Linked DNA regions of Homo sapiens: region 2 is linked to region 1. A link is a loop called in an ENCODE intact Hi-C map of the cell type or tissue named here. Cell type or tissue: heart left ventricle. All regions are shown on one strand. Links, peaks and the distances in the headings refer to the core of each region. The heading gives the core; the rest is flanking DNA. Region 1 overlaps LOC105379133 (a long non-coding RNA gene). Region 2 overlaps SEMA6A-AS2 (SEMA6A antisense RNA 2).

Region 1 (9,907 bases), core at 706-8,705:
TAAATAATATGATTTTAGGAAATGAAACATGCTATGAAGAAAATAAGACAAAGTAAAAGATAGAGTGATGGTAGGTAAGTAGAATTAGAGGAGTGTGGAAATGTCAAGCAGTATTAAAAAACAAACTTCTGGCCGGGTGCGGTGGCTCATGCCTGTAATCCCAGCACTTTGGGAGGCTGAGGCAGGCAGATCATGAGGTCAGGAGATCAAGATCATCCTGGCTAACACAGTGAAACCCCGTCTCTACTAAAAATACAAAAAAAAAAATTAGCCAGGCGTGGTGGTGGGCACCTGTAGTCCCAGCTGCTGGGGAGGCTGAAGCAGGAGAATGGCATGAACCCGGGAGGCGGAGCTTGCAGTGAGCCGAGATCGCGCCACTGCACTCCAGCCTGGGCGACAGAGCAAGACTCCGTCTCAAAAAAATAAAAATAAAAAGTAAAAAATAAACTTCCATCAACCATTCAGTGCTCCTTCCCATAGGGACAGTAGAATGGCAAGGTCAGGGTTCCCCACCAGTGGTATGTGAGACAATTCTAAATGGTTTATAGATAAACGTTTTAGAATTTAAATTAAACAGTCATGTATATACTTTGTTGTTATCTCTTTTTACTAGCAAGATATACTATGTTTCTACTTAAGATAATAATAACAAAAAATAAGTTTACTTAAACACAAAACAGGGATTTAAAGAAAATTATTAAGTAAGTAATAATGCAGGTAATATGCAGAAACGGGAAAATCATGAAAGTAGAGCAAGGGTAGCTGAATAAATCAATTGAGTTAATTGCATTAATTATAATTAATATCACCAAATTGGAATCTACTGCCAGTCTTGGTACCCCAACAGGAATGCCCTTCTCTTTCTTCAGTTCAAGAGAAAGATGAAGAAAATGTTGACATTCACTAATTGAAAGGAGCTAATGCTTTTTCATGGACTCGAAAAATTCATTCAAAACTCATTGTACTCTCTTTAAAAGTTGCATGATTCAACTCAAATCTCACTTCCCTACTAAGCTGTTCATCCACACCTTCACTTCCACAGCTTTGCCTTGGACAACCACGGTCATTGTCTTATTCAACTAAACTATAAGTTCTTCAAGGGTAGTGATCAAATCTTACATTATTATATATTTATTTTATGCCTTGGCACAGTGTTAATCCTAGAATCTAAGTTAAATGAATATTTGCTAAGTGAACAAATTGATTAACATAATTTTATGTTTTTGAACTCTGTTTCAGTGATTTTGCAGAGCTGGGATAATATCCCTTATCACTAATCAGTGTCACTTTTGGAAAAGCACTAATATATAAGTGCATTAGTGCTGTAAAAGAAAAAAAGAAGTACAAAAAAAAGCTATGAATATTCTAGTTAAATGTTTTAGATGGGAATAGGCTCACAAGAAGTGAAGTAGAAGTTGGTCAGTAGAATTTAACCCTGAACTGAGTCTTTAAAGAAAGTTTTAGCCAGCAGATAGAATACTGATACCTGAGGTCAGGCAATAGATAATTTAAGAACACTCTTCGCCGGGCACTCACGCCTGTAATCCCAGCACTTTGGGAGGCCGAGGTGGGCGGATCACAAGGTCAGGAGATCAAGACCATCCTGGCTAACACAGTGAAACCCTGTCTCTACTAAAAAAAAAAAAAATTAGCCGGGTGTGGTGGCGGGTGCCTGTAGTCCCAGCTACTCGGGAGGCTGAGGTGGGAGAATGGTGTGAACCCAGGAGGTGGAGCTTGCAGTGAGCTGAGATTGCACCACTGCACTCCAGCCTGGGCAACAGAGCGAGACACCATCTCAAAAAAAAAAAAAAAAAAGAACAACATTCTTCATCCCAAAGGTCAATATGTTGTAATGGCGTGTCCCACTAAAATGAGCCCAATAACTGGTGGCAGCGCCCTAGTAACGATGATAAAAATATTACTACTATATTTTCCAATAGTAGTAATAACCACAAACCTTTAGGGAGTATCTTACTAATCTTAAACTGATAGCAGGTAAGCTTTCTCCTAAGGTTTTTACATGCATAATTTAATTTAAAGCTCATAATAACCTTATGAGACAAGTACTGCTATGATCCTAATTTGTGGAAGCACATAGAAATTAAATAACTTGCCAAGGTCAAATAGCTGGTGAGTAGAATAAACAGGATTTGAACCTAATTCCTCTTGTTCACAGTCACCATAGCACAGAGATTAACTTACCAGAACTTGGTACAACGTAAGGCTTGGAAATAAGGCAGAAATCCACACATCAGACTCCCAAATGTTCCTCCAGACGTAAGTTAGAAACTAGCCCTAGAGTCTTAGACGAAGCTAATTAGACATTGGTGAAGGTAAGACCACAATGACTGAGAACCACAGAGGTCTTAAGCCATGTAGGGCATAAAATGCTGAAAAAGTCACTTCAGGGACTACCAATAAGTGCTGCTACTTTCAGAAATAGTGTATACAAACTTAAAACATTCAGCCATCAGAATGAGTAAAAGCAAATCAGGAGTTTCCTCATCAAAGTCAAGAATAAGACACAAATTACTACAATCATGATCCTTAATTAACACTGTTTTGGAAGTATTAGCCAAAGCAAGTAGGCAAGAAAACAAAACAACAGCGAATAAAAAAAAAAAAAGAGGTATGCATATAAGAAGCAGGGAGGTATAGAATTTGCCATGTTAAGAAACTGTATGATTATATACCAGATTTGTGTAGACTGAAGTCACCTGAGGCTACCTAATTTCAACATCTCATTTGTCTCCGACTCTACATTTGCAGAGTCTGAGGTGATCCCTAGTTGACCTGTACCAAAGCAGCCATGCACATGCTTTGTGATAACTAGGGGTGATCCCTGGTCTCTAGCCAGCCTAAATAAAAAGAACATGCTGTACAGTCAGTCTCTAATCTAAATGAAATATAATTACATCTGAAAAGGCAATCTGCCATTTGAGTAGCTCATTCATCAAAACAATATTTGCTAAAAGCAATTCATCCTTTACCATATTACCCAAAAGAAGTTTTCCTGTTTCACTATTTACTTTTAATTACAGACTTTAATATGCAAATGTAGAAACATGGGCAGCTTTATTAGTCACATTTCTAGCTCAAAATTATTATATTCCTGAGTTTTAGTCTAGTAATAATTCTAAAATTAGATTGCTTAATAACAATAATGAATGTGTCTTTCTTCTAAATACAGGTTAGTAATCTTAAACCGATAGCAGGCTAAATTAAGAGTTGCAGAGCATTGTAAATTTTGAAGCTGTCCCCAAGCAATCATACCAAACAAATCTAATCTATCTTCCTCAGGATGGGATATTCCTTCCTCTTGACCTAGACCTTCCTTTTCCAGGATGCTGATTTGCACTGATAGCAGCCAGTTTTAATGCCTTGAGCTGGCCAACAGAGGACTGTGGGTAGAAGCGAACTGACCTCTTTCTGCAGAGCATCCTGTACGTCAAACTATTGTACTCCACAGTGTTTGTGTGTGTGTGTGTGTATATATGTGTGTATGTGTCTGGGACTTGGTGCATTGCCTGAGTTGAGAAAAAGCTTCTTTCATCCAACTACCTGCAGGTTACCAGCTGGAATAGCAGACAGAAGCCAAAACTGAACTTACGTCAGATCAAGAGAAGGAAAGAAAATGTTGGCACCCAGCTGGTTAAAAGAGAAGGGGAGAATAAACACCTTTTCATGGGCTCTGGAAAGAAAAATATATTCAAAACTCACCATATGATTGAAATGGAAGGGTAACAGTAGATTATTTTCAAAGAAACTACATTTCTGTTTGTTTGTTACATGTATTGAGGCATATATGTTTACAAATAGAAATATACTCCAGTCTTCCCAGGTGTGAAGGGAATGCATAAGGCAGGCTTTGTGCACCTTCACAAGACAAAGTTGCTGTCAACATGAGAATCTTAATCCAGTGCTCCCTGATGAACTTGGCACAAAATCACAGCTCCATGAGATTTGGCTTCCTGATACTGAGAAAGGGAAGGGCTGAGCCTAGGAAAGATCAGGGTCACTACATATGGGTTCCACATAATATACTCTTAAACTTGGAAGGTGAGCCTCCACCTATGTGGGAAAGTTCACGGAGATTTTGGAGAATTGCTGTGTAAGGTTTTACATTTAACAAAGCCTCTTCAGGCAGCAAGAGGCAATGATGACAGCAATAAACTTGGAGTCCAGGAATCTGAATCTGAGGCTGAGATCTACCATTCAGTAGCCGCTGGCTTTGGACAAGTTATCTTCTTGGGTGTATATTTCCTCCTATATATGTAGCATATGAGGAAGAATCCTGCCCTGTCTACCTCAATGGTTTTGTAAGGATTGCATGACAGGAAGTACCGAAAAATATTTTTCAAACAAGAAAACATTGTGTAAACACAAAATGCTGCTGCTACTACTGCTGCTGTTATTATTGTTGTTGTTACGAGTTTACTAGCTTTCAAATTACTTTTCCTACACTTTCCATACTAAATATTTGTGGACTATATAGTACACATTTCAATTAGAACTTGTCAATGGGCTAACATAAGTATTTGGGAATTTCACCCTCTGCAAGGGAGGTATATAAGGTTTAGTCCTGGAGCTTTCAATAACTAAATGTGTGACTTCGGCTGTGATATAAATGAGAATTTTATAAAATGAGAATTTTATTTCTCTGTAAAATAAGAATTTTAAATTAGATAATTTCTAGAGTCCCTTACAGTTTAAATATTCTCTGGTTTCTATCCACTGTTTGTCCACACCACCTCCAACTTGCCCTTGCTCTCACTGTCACTTTGCTTCTGATCTCATACCTCTCCACGTTGCGGTCTAGAACCATGCTTTCTTTTTCATTTTTTCTCTTGTGTCTGACCCAAGGCTTAGGTGTTAGTCAAAGGATATATTTACTGCAAGAAGTATGAATCAAAACCATGATACATTAGCAAATTCTCCCCAGCAGGCAATGAAAATCCTTGCTTTTATGTGTGTAGAAAGGGTTGGAGTTCACAGAGGTGGGTTCAGACAGAAATCTGGGAAAATCTGGGAAATAGGAATGCTAAAGTATATTCTTAATTTTATTATTATTATTATTATTTTAGAGACAAAGTCTGGTCTCAAACTCCTGAGCTCTATCTCAGGCTTTCAAAGTGTTGTGATTACAGGCTTGAGCCACTGCGCCTGGTCAACTCTTAGGTAAATACCTCATATACATGTATTTATTGCTTTACACCTGCCTGATTTTATCATATATAATAGAAAGAACATTAGCTTCCATTTTGGCTCAGCCATTTTATCTGGGGAAAGTCATTCAACTAGTTCATCTAACATATATTATTTATTAAAAAATATGTGCTGACCAATGCTCTAGTCAGTAAAGATATAATGGTAGATAAAAACAGGTGTGGTTCGCGCCCTTGTGGAGCTTGCAGTCTAAATGAAATTATAGTCTTCAATTAAAGAATCACACAAGTAGGTATAAGTTTACATCTGTGATAAGTGCTACAAAAAAGAATAGCAGGGTGCTGTCAGGGCTCAGAAAACAATACCACCAAATGAAGGCCTCAGCAGCAGCCTCAGAAGCAAAAGTTTTCATCCTACCTTCCCCTGTTCTCCTGTCTCTCAGTCCCATTCTCCCCCAAGGCTGGCCACAGAAACTAGAATCCCTCTTCCCCAAGGTGTGTCATGCAAACCAGAACATCCTTTCCCAAAGCCAGCCAGAAATCTAAAATGTGTTCCATGTAACAGAATCATTAATCGATCTGCCTGATGTAAGTGATTTTTTTAGCAAAACTTTAGGTGTCCATGGGCCTTGGCCCCCACAGTGCTAAAACAGTGACTAATACAGGGGAACTGCCCTGGTCAAGAGGCACAGGGAAACCTTATCTACAGACGTGGTGGCTGAACTGACATCTGAAAAGAAAGTAGGAGTCATCCAGGCAAAGAACAAACAGGGTGGCAGGAAGGGCGTTCCAGTTAGAAGGAACAGCAAGTGCAAAATTTTATTGCAGTTTAGTTAAATAAACTAAGCATGTCAGGGATGTTGGGGTGAAGAGCATGAGAAGACCATGTGAACTGAGGCGAGAGAGGCAGACCAATTACAACTGGCTTTGTGGACCATGTTAAAGATTCTGGTCTTTCCCTGAAAAGCAGAGGAAAGTCACTTAAGTGTTATAAATTGATGGTAGCGTAACCAAATTCGTATTTTGACCAGATCCTTTGGCTGCTGTGTAAAGAAGAAATTCAAGGCCGGGTGTGGTGGCTCACGCCTGTAATCTCAGCACTTTGGGAGGCTGAGTCGGGCAGATCACTAGGTCAGGAGTTCAAGACTAGACTGGTGAACATGGTGAAACCCCATCTCTACTAAAAATACAAAAATTAGCCTGGCGTGGTGGTGGGCACATTTAATCCCAGCTACTCGGGAGGCTGAGGCAGGAGAATCGCTTGAACCCAGGAGGCGGAGGTTGCAGTGAGCCGAGATCATACCATTGCACTCCAGCCTGGGCAACAAGAGCAGAATTCCATCTCAAAAAAAAAAAAAAGAATAAATTCAAGAAAGTCAAGCGTGGATTCCAAGAGACTAAGATCGGAGCTTAGGGCAGGTTCCTGTGTTGCCCACTGCAAAATACTCACGCACAATTTTGGATGAGTTGAGTCCTAGGCACTTTTGAGATCCAAATTAAGATACTAAGTAGGGAGGCAGTTGGATATATAAGTCTAAAGCTGAGAAGGGAAGTCAGGGCTGACAGTAAACTTTTGAGCTAGAATTTATAAATTAACTGTGAGGCATGGCCTAGAATGAGATTATCTAATGAGAGAATGAAGAGGAAGAATAACTAATCTCAGAGCCTCTGTCTCTTCAGCTGTAAACTAGCAATTGTAGTAGCTGTTTTACAAAATTTTTGTAGCTGAGATGTAGAAGCACTCAACAAAAATTCCGATATTATTATTGTATTAGGAGGAAAAAAAATAAAAATTAGCCAGTCACAAAGCTATTTATAGTATGATCCAATTTTTTTTATTTTAAAAAAGTATCTTCAGGCATAAAAAATAGACCAGGCTACACTTACAACTTACCAATAATTATTGTCAGATTAGAGCAATTTAAATTTCTCCTTTGTGTACATCAGTAATTTGTAAACTTTCTGCAATGAACGTGATTCTTTATATAGTGAAAAAATACAATGTTTTGCTTTTTCAATTATATGAAAGTACTTTTCCAAGGATTGAGCCAAAGATGATGAAATGAGCTGAAACAACAGCTTATGTGAATGGCCAGGGTTTAGCACACATGGTAGAGTGGCTTTGTTTGAAGCCAGTTTGTGTTTCCAGGTCTCTGTCATAGAGACCGAGAGATGAACTTTTGGGAACTGGACAAAAGAACTGTTTTGGTCTAAGGTGACCTGTCTGGAATTGCATGGCACATGCGGCCCGAGAACCACTGGCCTTGCCAAACCTTTTGTATATCATTCTCCACAAAGAATCATCACAACACACAGGTCCTTAGAGGCCTGGAAAATCCATGCCTAATTGCCACACACGCAACACACACACACACACACACACACACGTGTGCTGCTTTTACAGCAAAGGCTAAAATCTGCTTGATTCCTCCTAAATAATCTGTAAGTTTGTGATAAGCTTCATCCTTATTTGCATGGTTAGGGTAAGAGTGCTGGCAGGGAACATGGCTCAGAGCTCTCAAGAACATGATGTCTGTCTCCCTGCTTGAGTTCCCTGGCCTTCGGCATAAGGCAGGAAGGGCCGGCTTGCTGCCACATCAAGGATGCCTGGCTCATGGGTAGAGACTCTGTGTAGTGTGGTAGAAGGAGCTCAGTTCTGGAAGTCAGGAAACCTAGATCCTGGCCCCAACTTTGCACAAATCAGCTGAGCTGTGTGACACTGACCAAGTCCTGTGACCTCTCTTTGTTTTAGGGTCTTTGTTTGTTTTCCATCTGTAAAATAAAAAATATTTCCAACAAAAGATCCCATGAAATGCACAGGCTGAATCTATATGATGACCAGAGCAGAAATATAACACATGAGGCTTGGCACAGTGGCTCAAGCCTGTAAGCCCAGCACTTTGGGAGGCCGAGGCAGGCGGATCACGAGGTCAGGAGATCGAGACCATCCTGGCTAACGCGGTGAAATCCAATCTCTACTAAAAATACAAAAAAAATTAGCTGGGCGTGGTGGCGTGTGCCTGTAGTCCCAGCTACTCCAGAGGCTGAGGCAGGAGAATGGCATGAACCCGGGAGGTGGAGCTTGCAGTGAGCAGAGATCACACCATTGCACTCTAGCCTGGGCAACAGAGTGAGACTCCAACTCCAAAAAAAAGAAAAAGGAAAGAAAGAAGGAAAGGAAAGGAAAGGAAAGGAAAGGAAAGGAAAGGAAGAAAGAAAAAGAAAGAAAGAAAGAAAGAAAGAAAGAAAGAAAGAAAGAAAGAAAGAAAGAGAGGGAAAGAAGGAAGGAAAGAAAGAAAACACATGAATTTGAATGTTTTTAGACAGGTTAACAGTGGCCCTCTACTAAAAATACTACCTCCCACACCACCTAAATCTCCACCTTCTAGCCATCCTCCTTCCAACCACCACACCACCACTCCCCACAAAATCCCTTGCTCCACTTTCTATAGAACCCTTATAACTATCAGAAATGATAGTTATTCCTGGAATAAAGAGTGCAAGTCTCATCTTGGCTCACCTACTAACTAAACGTAACAAAATCCCTGTGAACCTCAGCATGCACATCCATAAAATAGAGAAAGCAATAGTGCTTACCCCATCCCATTACTGGGTATATACCCAAAGGATTATGAATCATGCTTCTATAAAGACACATGCACACTATGTTTATTGCGGCACTATTCACAATAGCAAAGACTTGGAACCAACCCAAATGTCCAACAATGATAGACTGGATTAAGAAAATGTGGCACATATACACGATGGAATACTATGCAGCCATAAAAATTGATGAGTTCATATCCTTTGTAGGGACATGGATGAAACTGGAAGCCATCATTCTCAGCAAACTATCACAAGGACAAAAAACCAAACACCGCATGTTCTCACTCATAGGTGGGAATTGAATAATGAGAACACTTGGCCACAGGAAGGGGAACATCACACACCGGGGCCTATTGTGGGGTCAGCGGAGGGGAGAGGGATAGCATTAGGAGATACACCTAATGTAAATTACGAGTTAATGGGTGCAGCAAGCCAACATTTTTCATATATATATATATATATATATATATATATATATATATATATATATGAAAAAAAGAAAGCAATAGTGCTTACCTCACAGGAATGGAATAGCTTAAAAGTGGGGTGAGGAGGGCCAGGCACGGTGGCTCACGCTTGTAATCCCAGCTCTTTTGGAGGCCAAGGTGGGTGGGTCACCTGAGGTCAGGAGTTCGAGACAAGCCTGGTCAACAGGGTGAAACCTTGTACCTACTAAAAACACAAAAATTAGCTGGGCATGGAGGTAGGTGCCTGTAATCCCAGCTACTTGGGAGGATGAGGCGGGAGAATCACTTAAACCCAGGAGGCGGAGGTTGCAGTGAGCTGAAATCATGCCAGTGCACTCCAGCCTGGACAACAAGAGCAAAACTCTGCCTCAAAAAAGAAAAAGTGGGGTAAGGAGGTTTCTTAATGCAAGGGCATCAAGGATAGCAGATTATATGGTTTGGCTATATATTTGGTTAAATATGTAACCATAAATATATGACCTCAGGTGATCCTCCCATCTTGGCCTCCCAAAGTGCTGGTATTACAGGCATGAGCCACCACACCCAGCTGCCTTCCCACAATTTGCCGACCTAGAAGCTCTATATGGTTTGGCTATATATAGATTTGTCCCCACCCAAATCTCATCTTGAATTGTAGCTTCCATAATTCCCACGTGTCATGGGAGGTAC
Region 2 (9,907 bases), core at 1,269-9,268, 200 kb after region 1:
TATATTTGTCAACATTTGGTATTATCAACCTTTAATATCTTTGCCAATCTGATGAGTACAAGAAAATATTATATTACTGCTTAAATTTATATTCTCCTGATTGATGTTGAAGGTGAACATCTGGGATATATATTGACCAATTTCATGTTTTCCTAAGTATTGCCCCTTTATGTGCTTTTCCCAATTTTTCCTATCAAATTGTTTATCACTGTCTTATTAAATTTGTATAACTCCCTTATATATTCTAGATGCTAATCCTTTGTCTGCAAATTAGGTTGCAAATATTTTCTCTTAATGTGCCTTCTTTTTACTTTATTTATGGTATATTTTGCCTTGGAAAATTTTTATTTTGGAAATAGTCACACTTTCTATTTTTTTCCTTTACAGGTTTTGCTTTTAGTGTCTTAAAAAGGCTTTCTCTCCCCCAAGATCATAATTGCATTATCTCATGTACTCATTAAACCCTCATATTTTTAACTCTGATATTTTGTTTTTGTTGTTCTTTTACTTTTAGATATTTAATCCATCTGAAATTTATTTCCCAAAGTGGCGTGAGATAGGAATTAAGTTTACTATTTTCCAAGTGGATAGTCAGTTATCCCAGTGCAGGAGGTTGATTTTTGTTGTTGTTGTTGTTGTTGTTAGAAGCTCATACTCTAAGAAGAGAAAACATTTTTGTATTTCACTGTTTCTGGAACCAGCTCAAGAGGAAAATCAACTGGTGTACACGGCCATGCCCAACACTGTCCCGAAGAAATTGACCACACACTTGGAAGCGCAGAACCTATGGTGCATTCATTCTTCATGCAACAGACATAGGTTGTAAGTATAATTTTAGTCAGGTTAGACATTAAGCCTGAATCAAGAGCTTTCTTCAACATTGATCCCTCTCAAAAGCAAATAATCGTTTTCATAAATCAAATTACCAACCTCTGCTTTATCTCCTTTGTAATTAAGATTTTCCTATAATTTGGTTTTTGTTTGAATGAGTACACATTTAAATGTAAACAATTTGCTAAAATTGTGTTAGAGAAAGATTTGCCATAACATTACACACATTTTGGACCAACCTATATTTTGTTAAATTAGCGGTAACCTTAAACGCCACATGCCTCAAAGACATTTTGGACTTATGTGTATTTTCCCAAAGGGCTGAAACAAGGAACCAACTGCATAGAAGACGCGTACCCTCTTTGCCTGAGCACGCAGAGCAGTAGGTGTGTGGGTGCTGACTCTGCCTCGCTACTTCACACCTATAAAATTTTGGCCAAGTCTTCTTAATATTTGGTTGCCTCATTTGCCCTGTCTGTTGAATGAAAATCATAAAAATACTTACATATTAGAATCATTATTATAAAAACTGAATGGGATAACACTCCAAAGCTCTTTGAACAGTATCCACACGGCCATTGTTTCAGTGTTTGGGGAAGATTTCAGGCCAGAAGGGTGCTGCTTTGATAATCTCCTACTTTTGTCTTTTTTAAAACTTTGCATGTTTTCAGTTTATCTTCTCTTTTCCATTATCACTACTTTTCTCGTGTGTATTTTTTAAAATAGAGTCTTTGTCCCAAATTCATTATCAAAGAAAGTTGCAAGGTGTCTGTGGCAAGCACCTTGATCCCCACACCCCGGTTTGATTCCAAGGAAATGTGAGCCTCAATTATGGGCTCTCTCACAGTCATCCTGGAAAGTTGACCCCAGGCCTGAATTACGCCAATGCAGAAGACACTGGGACAATTGATGGGGAAATCACACATTCCCCCATAAAGCTTCAAGAGCATGCTTGCCATGTTTATTCACTAGGGTCCTTTTTGTACTCCAAACACTTATGGCTTGGAGATTTCAGACACATAATCTCAAAAGAAAAAAAGAAGCTCAGGGTTGCCTGGGCTCACCTGGATTTTCTAGGTCTCAAGCCTTTGCTTTTTCACACATATGCTGCCTCCCCAAGAGCCAAACAACGTCTCAGCAGAGCCCCTCATTTTATAGAACCAGGTCTCTGTGCCCCTGTAGGGGCTTCTCTGTGAACTCCATCGTGGTGGAGCAGGTTTCATGTTTTTGCATCTACCCTGACAACTGATAAAGTCCTTGTCACCCAAAAATGGCCACAAAGTGCTTGGGATCCTTTTGCCTGCCATAGTAGGGGTGAAGTAGGAGATAGAAAGATGAGTCAGTGAAGACACTGAGGATATGGGAGACCTTGTTCATTTTGGAGAAGCCCCAGAGAAGAAAAGACTATAAAAAGGAGGTTTGAAAGGCAAGAGATGGGTGGGAGTCACAATTAGGAGACAAGAAGCACACAGCTGTATAGACATCAAAACATAGGAAAGAATTTCTGCCAGGAAGGGTCAATGTTGGGATGATAAGGTTAATAAGGATGGCCAGCTTGGTGGACACTGTGCCCAAATCTAGAAGGAAAGGACTCTCTGACATTGAGACAGGGCCAGACCTTTCATCCTTCCATTCCATGAAAAAATAAGAAGTGCTAAAACAAGCTTCACCTGTGCAAATATTAATATTTAATTTGTAAAATAAAAATGCAATGCTTTGGGGTATGTATGTTATGCATTTTTTTATATATTTCATATACATATAAATACGTTATATATAACATTTTAATGTATATGGTGTATGTGAACATTATTTGAAGAAAAGGTCAAAATAGATCATTAGAGAACTTTTCTGAATGTGAGATTCAAGCCACTAGCCCTCCCGGCCCCTCCTTTATGTAAGCCAGCCCAGGCAAGAGCGGGCCTGGGATACCACAGGACTCAGCTACGCCTGAAAGGGAGGCTGTTAAGGTCTCAATGTTTGTGTTCTCTCAAATTTCATATGTTGACACCTTAACCTCCAGTGTGACTGTATTAGGAGTAAGGAAGCTTAAATGAGGTCATGGGGTGGGGCCTTGATTCTATGGGATTAGTACCCTTCTAAGAACAAACACCAGAGAACTAACTCTCTCTCTCAACATCCCTCTCTCTCTGCTCTCATGCATCAAAGAGAAGCCATGTGAGGACATGGTGAGAAGGTGTTGAACTGTAAGTCAGTAAGAGAGACCTTGCCAGAACACAAATTGCCCAGAACCTGGATCTTAGGCTTCTAGTCGCCAGAATTTTGAGGAAATCCATTTCTGTTGTTTAAGCCATGAAGCCTGTGTTATTTTGTTTTAGCAGCTCCAGCTGACTAACATAGATCATAGATGCCTAGATGGAGGCGATGACATAAAGCTAGCTCTCCTTTTCCTCGTGGTCTGTGGAAGTGACCTTCTGAAGTAACCAGCAAGTAGCATCATCCAACAAAGTGGATTAAAAAAAAAAAGTACCACAGGCTGTCTACTGCAACATTAGACAAATAAAGTACATTTTTAAAAACCTCTACATTTGGGAGCATTTCTTGACAGAAAGCTGCTCATTTGTTTTAAATATTACCTAGTTTATAGTACATGCCTCAGTGGTCTTAATGTGATTGGCATTAAATGTGGTAAGGTGTGGTTATTCACTCATTCACTCACCAAATATTGACTGCAGGTATAGGATGTGCCAGGTGCTGTTCTAATTGCTGGGGTTATGGTGGCTAATGAAGGAGTCCATTTCTGCCCCGATGCAGCTTACCACTAAGTGGTAGGACACAGGCATTAAACAAACAGGTAAATACATACAAGGTCAGATAGCAATAAGTGCTATGAAGAAAAGTAGAATAGGGTAAGGGGAGTAGGAAGAAGTATGGGGAGTTGCTATTTATGTGGTCAGGGAAGGCCTGGCTGAGACACTGACGCTGGATCAAGGACCTGCAGGAGATGATGGAGTGAGCCCTATGGATATCTGAGGAAATGGTTTTGCAGGAAGAGGGAGAAACAAGAGTCTGAGGTGGGAATGGGCAGGAGGCAGGGTGGCCAGAGTAGAGTGAGCGAGGGGGAAAAGTGGAGAAGACAAAGCCTGAGAGCTGCAAAAGTGGCCAGGTGGTATGGGTTTTGGCTTTTACACTGATTGTGACCAGAGGATGGACATGATTTTAATGAATGAATTAAAGGATTATTCTGGCTGCTATTTGGGATTAGATTCTAGTGAGGTAAGTTCAGAAGCAGGGAGACCAGTTTTAAAGCTATTGCACAACCCCAGATGAAAATGATGGTGGTGTGGACCAGCGAGATAATGGTGAAACGGAGAAGTGATCAGACTCTGGATATATTTTGAAGGTAGGCTAACAGGATTTGCTGATGAATTGGATGTGACAAATGGGAAAAAAGGAGGAGTCAAGGACAGCTCAAGATTGTGAGGTCTGAGCAGACGGAAGGAGGATGTTGTTACATGATCAGGAGAAGCAATGTTCATAAGTATCACTCCATCTTGAGTCACCTTCATCAACAATGCACTGAAAGGAACATGAGAGTCTAAGGCTAATTCTTGATCCATAGTTAGTGAATTAACACTGTCATACACCATCTTATTAAAGTTTATTTGCTGTGTTTTGTAAGAAAAACTGCTAACTAGATTACAAAAAAAAAAAAACCTAAAAAAGTAATGTATTGACTAAGGAATTAAACAAAAAGAGGAAATTCCCTAAAGCAAGGGAATCTAGCCAAAAAAAAAAGTCAAACATTGGACTGTAATAACTTAAAAATCCAAGTCTGCAATCTTGTTCAGAAAGCAGAGAATAGAAGGGAACAGTAACAGTGAGGAGGAGTAAAGGTTTAGGGACTTTCAAAAGTTTGCTTCAACAGAAGTAAAGGCTTTAAAAGGTGACTGGGAGAAAGGAAATGACTCAATTGCTTTGAGGCATGCAAAGAAAGGGAGAGGAATTATGAGGAAATCAACATGTATGTTTTTATAAGAGTCTTAATAATACAATTAAATTACACAATACAGTAGTTTTTAAGAAAACAGGTGTGTAGGTTTTCAGTTCAAATATTAAAATGTAACATTCTAGTTTATGTTAATAAGTACTTGGTTATGAATAAAGATATATTTAAGAGGTTTCACAAAGAAACTGACATCAGTTGTTCCACTTGTCTTATATTTAGTGAAGTACAAATCAGGCACTGGTAACTAGTGACTGAATAATCTGAAACCTTTGGAAAGTACTGTATTATATATAACTTATTTTGAAATGTATCATTTAAGCTCATTCCAGACAAAAAGTTATATCTGAAAACACTCTTAAATCTAGCTGTTTAGTCAGTATTTTATAGGACAATTAACTAGAGACTTGTCCCAGGCACAAAATCCAAAATTCAAGATCAAGTTAAGATATTGGGAAACCATCCTTGTATTTTATAATTATATATACAGGGGAGTTTTCAGATGATAAATTTATATTCAACAATGTAGTTTTTTATACTTCATTAAGAACGTACTTTAGATCCAAGCATATCACTTTTTTAAGAACATTCATTGTTCCCAATTATCCAGCCTAAGTTTAGATGTTTAAAACAGCTGTCTTCTGTTTTAAAGTTTCAATGTTAAAGCAAACAAAACATCCTTAGTTGTCTTCATTTCTCTGGTTATAAAATTACTCTTAAATACACATTCATTATAATAAACAGCCTGGAAAAATCTTTCAGTTGATATCAGTACAGAGTTTTCTCACATAATCTAAAAACTAGAATTGGAACAAATTGAAGCATAGTTTTATATTTAAGCATGTGCCAGAACAATCTTCTCTTCTAGTAGGGCTTTCACTACCTGGAAGCAAAGGCCTTGAAAGGCAGTTCTCAAAAACAAGTATATTTTAATTTTCATCATTCTTTTGGCCAAATAGCAAATTCCAAAGTGGTACTTAATCAACCAGTTTATCTGGTTATGAAAAGTATAAATTACATTTAGGTAACTGCATTTTTAAACAAACTCACATCCCAGTAGATATCTTTAAGTCTAAATATTAGTAGGTGGGGCAATTAAAAGAAGTTATTTTGCAACAGAAAGAAGAAAACAGGGCCAAACACAGTCTTTACTCTGTGTTACATAACTAGAGATTTCAACTAAATGTAAAGAGCTTTTGTGGAGGAAAAAAATGGACTTCTGGTTTACTTAACATGTATTGTTCATTCATTACCTTATTTCTCATCTAACATTCTCTTAATTTCCCAAACAATAATTTGATATCAGAAGTGAATGGAGACAAACTCCACTGTGGTACAGTGGAATGATTGTTATACACAGGGTGGGGTCCCACCATGAAGCTATTCATGGAGGGGCAGACAGTAAATCACTGTTAGCAAACTCTAGCTTGCTGGGAGAGCTGGTCCTTGGAGATGCTCTGACATTGTTCCCAGTGAATTCAAATTGCAGTTTATCTCCTTCCACAAGCCTTCTAGAGTTCTATTTATATTCTTATTGCATCTTATTTTTAAGCATCTTGTTTTTGAAATTGTTATATTTACTCGTCACTTTCATCCATAAATCTTTTTCTCCCCATTCAAAAAGCAAATTAGACACGTTATAGTCGAAATTCTGTGTTGGGAGAAAGCCTAGATTTTGTTTATCCTTAGAACTGGAATCTCAAAATCTGAAGAGCATGATATATGTCTAGAGTTTTTTTTTTCCCCTTTTCCTTTTTAAATGGTCCTATTCCATCCAAGGATCTATTCCTTATCCTACTGAATCCTTGAAAAGGAACTAATTGCTTTCACTAACTCATGCCCTCACTTATGTACCCTTACTCTCAGTTAAGTGCTGGAGATACAAGATAAATGACAGAGATATAGTCCGAAGACTTGAGAAACTTGTGATCTAACAGGAAAGAGAAGCATTCAACAAATAATTGCACCAAATATTAATACTAGCTGTAATGTCTGATATGCACTATGAGGTAAATTCACAGGGTACTTTGAGAATACATAATGGAGAATATGATCTATTCTAGACTATCAGGGAAGTCTTGTTGGAGGCAGGGACATTGAAGGATGAGTAGAGGTTAGTCTGGTAAACAGGGAGAGGGGAAGTTCCAGTATTCCAGGCAGGAGCACAAGGGCAGGCCTGTAGTTACAAACAAGAAACATGGAGCTTTCCAGGAACTGAAACACCAGTGATGCTGCAAGAAAGGGAGACAGTGATGGGAGCACGGCAGAAATGAGACCAGAGAGGTAGGCAAGAAACTAATCATGCACAATGTTAAGGCTGTATTAGGGTTTAGGGGTGTCTATGGATGCCTCTGAGGTGTTTTAAGAGAGGCTTGATGTGATCAGATGTGCATCTCTCAAAGATCACTTAGACTACAATCTGGAGAATGAATAAGAGGACAAGAGAGAATAGAATTTAATGTTAATTTGGGAGAAAAAGCAACCAAAAATATTACTATATATTGGTTACAGATACATATGGTATATGTGAAAGTACAGAAACAAAATGTAAGGATGCACAGAAAACTCATAATATCATTACTTATAAAAAAAGAAAATGAGAGTAAGAAAGAGATGTTGATGATGAGGAAGTTAAGTTTTATCCACCATGTTTTATTTCTTAAAATACAGACAGTAAACAAAAATGACAAAATATTAACAGTCATTAATTCTGAGTAATGAAAATTGGGATGTTGGTTATATTATTCTTTGACAATGTTTCAATTTCCTCAAAAGAAAAACTAAGTTAAAAAAAAAGTGAGAGGAGTACCAAGAGAGAGTAGTGTGTCATCAAAGCCAAGAGCAGAGAGTATGTCACAAGAAACAATTGTTGCTGATAATTCAAATAAAATGAAAACGTTAAAATACCCACTGTATTTACTGTCATGAATGTCACTGAAGACTAGCAAAAGGGGATTGAGTAGATGAAAGAGGACGAAGTGGCAGCACTGGTTATCAACAATCTCTGGGGCTGTCTGGCTTTGGAAGAGAGGAGAGAAGAGAGTAGCTTGAAAGAAATGGGATCCAAGGTGGGCTGTTTCTTTATCTTTTTCTTTTTCTTTCTGAGACGGAGTCTCGCTCCGTCGCCCAGGCTGGAGTGCAGTGGTGCAATCTCGGCTCACTGCAACCTCCACCTCCCAAGTTCACGCCATTCTCCTGCCTCAGCCTCCTGAGTAGCTGGGACTATAGGCGCCTGCCACCATGCCCGGCTAATTTTTTTGTATTTTTAGTAGAGATGGGATTTCACCGTGTTAGCCAGGATGGTCTTGATTTCCTGACCTCGTGATCCGTCTGCCTCGGCCTCCCAAAGTGCTGGGTTTACAGGCGTGAGCCACCACACCCGGCGACCAAGGCGGACTGTTTCTAAGATGGGAAAGACCGAAGCTTGCTTACATGCTGATGGGCAGATGCAGGAGAGGGTCTGGAGACAATAGGACAGAATTTCTGAGAACCTGTGAATTATTGGGAACATAAGGAGGGACTGGCCTCCTACTGGAGGAGGGACACTGCCTCCTTCATAAGAAGAGACACTTAGAAAATAATGAGTACAGGCCGGGCACAGTGGCTAACGCCTGTAAGCCCAGCATTTTGGGAGGTCAAGACGAGTGGATCACCTGCAGTCAGGAGTTCGAGACCAGCCTGGCCAAAGTGGTGAAACCCCGTCTCTACTAAAAATACAAAAATTAGCCGGGCATGGTGGCAGGTGCCTGCAATCCCAGCTACTTGGGAGGCTGAGGCAGGAGAATCGCTTGAACCAGGAGGCAGAGGTTGCAGTGAGCCAAGATTGTGCCATTGCACTCCAGCCTGGGCAACAAGAGTTAAACTCCATCTAGAAAGAAAAGAAAAGAGAAGAGAAGGAAAAGAAAAGAAAAGAAAAGAAAGAAAGGAAAAGAAAAAGAAAGGAAAGAAAAGAAAGTAAAGAGAGAAAGAAAGAAAGAAAGAAAGAAAAAATAATGAGTACAGAAGCAAAAATGTTCCCTTCTGATGGACTGCGTTTTTTTCAGGGAAGTACGAGGTATGAAGTGTGAGATATCTGATTACGGGGAGAAAGTTAGAAACGAACTGAGATAAGGCGGTGCTTTGGATGAGATTGAGGTTGATAACAATCTATCTACATTTTTTTTTCCAGCAGGCTTCAGCTGCCCAGTTCAGAAGCAGAGACGGCTGATGTTTACATACTTCAGAACTAGCTTTTAGTCAGATAGATGTTGACCAAAGATAGAGGAGCAACAGAATTGAAAGTATTTGCAAGAGAGAGGGACTGATACTATGAAGCTATGCTAGACATAGAGAGGAATGAAATAAGGAGGGAATAGGTGATCGAGAGAGAAGCAAAACTCAAAATCTGGAGGTCCTCAAGAAATCAGTGAATGCAGGGGGGTGCATGAGCAAGGAAGATTGAAGGAGAAGAAGTGATTGGAAAGCAGGATGTCAGAATTAGTGATTTGGAAGATGGGGCATTTTTGATAATAAGGCCCAGAATGAAGCCTGGAGTAGGTGGAGGAGGGGAGTAGAAAGACAGCATAGATGAGGAAGGCAAGAAATGGAAAAGCCAGAGGGTCAGTGGTTATATGGATGTTAACACTACCATGAGTCATGACAGGTGGAGGGACACATAGGAGGACAATAAGTCTTTGAAGAATCGGATAAAATGAGACCACAAATGTATTTGTAGAGTTTAGCTACCAAAGTCAGCCAGAGGTTTTTAGAGGAGGAGAAATGGCCTGAAAGCAGCATGAGGAGCAAGGATACGGACCTTTCTTTGTGAAGAGGAATAAACGGACAAGAAGAAGAAACAGCCCCCACAAGAAAAAGGCTAGGGAAAAGTAATTGGTCTAGAATACAGCCAGGATTTATTGTGGCAGTGGTTCTCATCCCTGGCTGCAAATGAGAATCATCTATGGAGTTTTAAAACCTACCCATGCCGAGGTCCCAGTCCTTACTGATGAATGAGAATCTTGAGCTTGGGGATTTGCATCACTGAAGAGCTCCCCTGGTCATCTAATGTGCAAGTGGATTTTAAAACCACTGACTTAAGGCAAAGAGGTGGAGGGAACTTTGGAGAAGGGG

What was found. A loop is a pair of places that touch in the nucleus more often than their neighbours do. Peaks named below come from ENCODE experiments on the same cell type or tissue, not always from the same donor. Only the 100,000 strongest peaks of a DNase experiment are listed, where the experiment ranks them.
Region 2: a loop joins it to region 1, with 4 times the contacts of the local background. A loop is called at or near these places in 14 of 110 quality-filtered maps.

Annotation. Positions count from the first base shown.
Region 1 is chr5:116,782,682-116,792,588 of GRCh38, reverse strand. The region is part of intron 1 of LOC105379133 (a long non-coding RNA gene); the gene reads right to left. Among named protein-coding and RNA genes, the nearest start is that of LINC02214, 25 kb to the right of the region's middle. RefSeq lists a silencer at 7,587-7,824. In heart left ventricle, for the core only: no CTCF peak of the experiment used is centred there; no DNase peak of the experiment used is centred there; H3K27ac peaks cover 1,468 bases.
Region 2 is chr5:116,578,396-116,588,302 of GRCh38, reverse strand. All of the region lies in intron 1 of SEMA6A-AS2 (SEMA6A antisense RNA 2), which reads right to left. Among named protein-coding and RNA genes, the nearest start is that of SEMA6A, 8.5 kb to the right of the region's middle. RefSeq lists an enhancer at 9,515-9,907. In heart left ventricle, for the core only: no CTCF peak of the experiment used is centred there; no DNase peak of the experiment used is centred there.